Linked DNA regions of Homo sapiens: region 2 is linked to region 1. The links are chromatin contacts, found by Hi-C or POLR2A ChIA-PET in ENCODE. All regions are on one chromosome and are shown on one strand. The core of a region is the stretch at or near the end of the contact, and the rest is flanking DNA. Distances in the headings are between cores, read along the strand shown. Region 1 has its middle 43 kb from the start of LINC01702. Region 2 has its middle 11 kb from the start of SERBP1.

Region 1 (2,549 bases), core at 23-2,522:
GGAGCCAGACTACCTGGGTTTGAGTCACAGTGTGGCCCTGAGCCACTTACTGAACCTCTTTGAGCCTTTTTTTTTTTTTTTTTTTTTTTTTGTAAGAGATGGAATCCTGCTATGTTGCCCAGGCTGGCCTCAAACTCCTAGACTCAAGATCCTCCCACCTCAGCTTCCCAAGTAGGTGGGATTACAGGCACATGCCAGCAAACCCAACTGGGTCTTATATTTCCTCATCTGTAAACTGGAGATAATAATATATTTGTTTCAGAAGGTTGTGTTAGTATTCCAGGAATTGGTAGTATATAAAAAGTACTTAGAACAATGCCTGGCACATAATAAGAGCTACATAATTGTTGAAAAATATTTTGTACTCTCGAGTTACTAATGCCTGCCACAAGCTTCTTACATGGCCTTCCTGGGATGGAACTCACCTCCTCAACTATGGAGACTGTTGCATGTTAGAAAATTCTAGCTATTAAAATTTCTTGCTGGCCAAGCTCGGTGGCTCACGCCAGCACTTTGAGAAGCTGAGGTGGGAGGATCCCTTGAGCCCAGGAGTTCAAGAACAGCCTTGGCAACATGGCAAAACCATCTCTACAAAAAATTAGCCAGGTGTGGTGGTGAGTGCCTGTAGTCCCAACTACTCAGGAGGCTGAGGTGAGAGGATGTCTTGAGCCCAGGAGGCGAAGGTTGCAGTAAGCTGAGATCGAGCCACCTCACTCTAGCCTGGGTGACAGAATGAGACCGTCTTAAAAAAAAAAAATTCTGATGTTAAGGCAGCTTTCTTCCTTGCAACTTCTCCATAGTGGTTCCAGTTTTTCTCTGAGACATTCCAAAATAAACCTTTCCATGTTAACAGCTCATTGAGACAACTCTCAGGAGCTTCCGGCGTTTTTTTTTTTTTTTTTTTCTCCAAGCTAAGCAGCCCCAGATCCTTCACTATTTCCCCAGAGAGCAGGCTCCAAACCCCTCTCCATCCTGGGTGCACCTCTGAATGCACTTCAGATGATCAATATTGAGGAGGGATGTGGGCCCCAGGAGAGTGGCCTCAGGGCTGTCTCTAAAAGATCTCCGTCCCCCAGCCCCTCAAATGCACACATGCTCCTCGGAGGGAAAACGACAGATTAACCCAACTGCTTCAAATTAATTTTGTTTGGAAGAGCAAGGGGAAGAAGATTTCCAAACAGGGCCAAGGACTTTGTCAAAGCTGTTCCTCTAAGATAGAGATGGACAACCGGCTGGCCTGGACAGAGGCCAGCTGGGAGGTGTAACCCCAGCCAGGGACCTGAGCTCAGCACTGGCTCCTCCTCTTGGGAGGTAAGAAGGAAAAGCTGGTTTTCTCAGTAGAGATAAGTACATGGTGTGTGGTCAAGGAAAAAAATAAAACTTCTCCTTATATCTGGCCCAGGCTATAACTCACGGCTCCAGTGGGGACATAGGCCTCCCTCACTCCACTCTCACTGTTGGAGTCCCGGTGGCAGTGGACTGCCCCTCCCCTCCACGGTGTGAGGCTACCAGATGGAAGCACGTGGTTTCCAGGTTTTACTTGCTCAGGACTTTCTGAATCATTTTCTTTTATGGGTCTGAGTGGTGGAGGAACAGGGGGTAAGAGGCAGTGTGGAAAACATCATTTTTTTATCTCAATTAGACTTTGTTTTCTGCAGGATGACAGTTGAAACTCTCTTCAGTTGCTTACTGTTTGGCCATATTTAATGAGGATTACACCCAAGGACTGCTTTGGAAATAGGTCTCCTCATTTGTTTCATTAAAAAACATTTATAAAAGTAAGACCTGCTCAACAAAGGAAAAAAACATCAACCCTAGTTCACCACCCAAAAGCAACCTTCATTAACACTTTGGTGGGGTTCTTGTCGGAGTTTATGTCAGAGCTTTTCATCTCTTTTCTAAATAAGTATAATCGTAGTTGTACAATACATAATTCCAAATCATGCATACACTTTATGAACATTTCTCCCATTAGTATATACTTTACACAAACATACTTACAACTTTTATTAAGATATAATTCCCATATCATATAATTCATGCATTTAAAGTATATAATGTAATGGTTTTTAGTAGAAACACAGAATTGTGTGACCATCACCACGATCAATTTTAGAACATTTTTGTAACCCTGCAAAGAAACCTCACACCCATTAGCAGCCACGCTCCACTCCCATCCTGCCCTACCCCCAGTCCCAGGCAACCACTAATCTATCTTCCATCTCAAAGATCTGCCTACTCTAGACATTTCATATCCATGGAATTACAGTCTTCCCACATAACGATGTCTTAGTCAACAACAAACCACATATATGACAGTGATCCCATAAGATTCTAAGGGAACTGAAAAATTCCAGAGCTGGATGGAGCTGAAAAATTCATCTAGTGCCATTGTAGCAGTCATAATGTCATATTGCAACACATTACTCAGGTGTTTGTGGTGATATTGGTGTAAACAAACCTATTGTGCTGCCAGTTCTATAAAAGTATAGCACATACAATTTGTACAGTATGTAATACCTAATAGTAAGTGACTATGTTAATGGTTT
Region 2 (2,549 bases), core at 33-2,532, 38 kb after region 1:
TTTACTAGGTAGGTAAGCCTCTGAGAGCCTCCATTTCCTTATTTATAAAGTAGGATTAATGATACTCCCATATGGGCCATTGTGATGATTAAGTGGGAATAGTGGGCTGGACACGGTGTCTCACGCCTGTAATCCCAGCACTTTGGGAGGCCGAGGCAGACGGATTACTTGAGGTCAGGAGTTCAAGACCAGCCTGGCCAATGTGGTGAAACCCCATCCCTACTGAAAACACAAAAATTAGCCAGGCATGGTGGCACATGCGTGTAATCCCAGCTACTCAGGATGCTGAGGCAGGAAAATCCCTTGAACCCAGGAGGTGGAGGTTTCAGTGAGCCGAGATTGTGCCATTTTACTCCAGCCTGGACAACAAGAGCGAAACTCAGTCTCAAAAAAAAAAAAAAAACAGTGGAATAACGTATCAGGTGCTTGAAAGATAATAGGTGCTATGATATTAATAAGTATACCACTTGTTCTTGATTCTTGATTTCTAGGGCAAAAAAAACATGGGAAGTACAAGTGAAGGGAAGGAAAGAGAACTGTACAAGGGAAGTACAGTTCATTTTAGGTTTCTTTTGCCCTGGAAATTCATGGTCGAGTTATTAAACACACCCAGATTCTCTGGGGTGATTTATGAGCATAGACATAATGAAAATAAACTCAGACCAACAAAGTCTAAAAGCCTCCATACTAGGAGCTATAAGATGAGGCATTGGTTTCCACTTACAAATGTTGAGAGTTAGTGAAACTAGTAGTGGTAACTAACATATACTGAGCAGGGTACTTAAATGTGTTAGTAACTTTTGATTTGATTCTCACCACAACTCTGTGAGGTGGGTACTGTTTTACTCTTAATTTTAAAGCTGAAGAAATAGTAGTTTGGTGAGAATCAGCCATTCGCACAAAATTTCCAAGGTGGTTTAAGTAGTGGGCCAGGATCCAAACTGAGGTCTCTCTGGCCCCTGGGCCTGTGCTTTCTCCATCCTGAGATATGGCTTTCCAAAATCTGCAGGCCTCTCCATCCTGAGATATGGCCTTCAGATTTTTGAATCCTCTGCACGTAACCTGAAATCCTAGGCTCTTGCTTAGTGACTGATTTAGGCGCTTAAGGCCCTAATATTTTACCATCAACTTTGGTTGTAGGATCTCGTTGGGACAGAGTTCCTGAAACCATCTGATTTTCAGGCTGTTGGTGTAAATTTCCCTGGAGAGTTACCTAGTGGTGAGCCAGTCCCTCCAGCATATGTCTGGGTAGCTTTCAGTAAGGCCTCTGACATTTGGCATTTTTCCTGGCAGGCAGCCAAGGGACTGAGTATTTCTCTGTTTTCTTTTACTTTCATCCTTAACCGTTTTCTTCTCAAACAAAAAGGAACTCAAGGATTTTACCAGCGCATTTTAAAAAGTTGTTTGTGAGGGAAAGTTTGTAGCTGGAGGGGAAAGGAGGGAAAAAGATGATTGAGAGAAAGGTGAAAACAGGCTCTTGAAATTGTTCACAGAATTTAGAATGCTCTTGAGCTAGGAAGGTTCTGTCTAATTTAAAACGTTACTTAGATTCCTCAAAAGAGAGGTGTTCTCTAAGTATAAATATATGATCAGACACTCTCAGGAGCTGTGGAGAATCCCTAAAGTTATTGTTTATTTGTGTTGTCCCCAACATTTCCTTTTAGCAAACATTTACAATGGCCTTGTCTTTCCTAATGTTAAATTCCCAAACTTGTGGAAAAGTAGTAGAAGTGGTTTAAATTTGGATACTTTCTCTTCTTGCTTCTACTCATTTGGAAAAGGTGCTGGCAGCTATTCATAAACCACTGATATGATCATTTGGATCTGGTCCCCCTTTCCAAGGGGAAAAACTTTTTCCTTCTTATTTTTTGAGCACTTAACTGCATGCCCTGCCCTGTTTTAAGTGTTGTACATGTGTTAACTCATTGAATCCTCAGTCCTAAGAGATCCCGAATAACTATATTCCCATTTAATGGTTAAGAAAACTGAGGCTTATAGAGGCTAACAAATGTGCCCTAGGTCCCATGGCTATGAAGTAAGGTGATGGTTTGATGGGAGAGCATTTATTCTATAGCAACACATAGAAACAGGTTCATACAGCCCCCAGATCAAAGCCAGGCTCTGCCACCTCCGAGAATGATCAGCCAACTCACATTTTGAACCATTGCCAAGAATATCCATGACATTACTCCTATGAGAAATGAAGTGCATTCCAATTCCTAATACATCTTCTTTCCTCCTCTCATAAATGGTCTCACAACTTCTACTTCTGTCAAAGTAGGAAAGGATTCTATTTATTCATTTCTTCGTTTGACAAGCACTTACAGACACACAGGCAATAGGGCGTAATGTTAGGAGAGCAGGTACTGGAACCAGACTGCTTCCTTTGAATGGTGGTTTTGCCAATTACTTGCTCAAGTTCATACAGCTTGTTGTTTAACCTTTCTGTGCCTCAGATCCCATGGTAACATGGATTAATGATGACACTAACCTCACATAGGTATTATTATTTTAAATGAGTTAATCCATACGAAACACTTAAAACACTG

What was found. Hi-C counts contacts between places; a loop is a spot of excess contacts on that map. ChIA-PET counts read pairs that join two places held with the same protein, here RNA polymerase II (POLR2A). Pooled maps may share reads with other maps.
Region 2: a map of heart right ventricle shows a loop between it and region 1 (2.2-fold over the local background). The contact joins two enhancer-like sites. A Hi-C loop is called at or near these places in 14 of 168 maps with a recorded cell type or tissue (Caco-2, HepG2, K562 and 10 more), 7 of 37 single-sample maps with no recorded cell type and 21 of 50 pooled maps. POLR2A ChIA-PET finds 5 or more read pairs at or near these places in 17 of 52 experiments (Caco-2, GM10248, GM12878 and 12 more).

Annotation. Positions count from the first base shown.
Region 1 is chr1:67,478,219-67,480,767 of GRCh38, reverse strand. No RefSeq gene overlaps it. Among named protein-coding and RNA genes, the nearest start is that of LINC01702, 43 kb to the left of the region's middle. RefSeq lists a silencer at 1,175-1,314. Within about 2 kb of position 1,272, at least 6 of the 41 ENCODE cell types and tissues checked have a DNase peak (open chromatin) inside an H3K27ac peak, as active enhancers do; they include ascending aorta, where a contact is called at or near this core.
Region 2 is chr1:67,440,149-67,442,697 of GRCh38, reverse strand. No RefSeq gene overlaps it. Among named protein-coding and RNA genes, the nearest start is that of SERBP1, 11 kb to the right of the region's middle. Within about 2 kb of position 1,282, at least 5 of the 41 ENCODE cell types and tissues checked have a DNase peak (open chromatin) inside an H3K27ac peak, as active enhancers do; they include ascending aorta, where a contact is called at or near this core.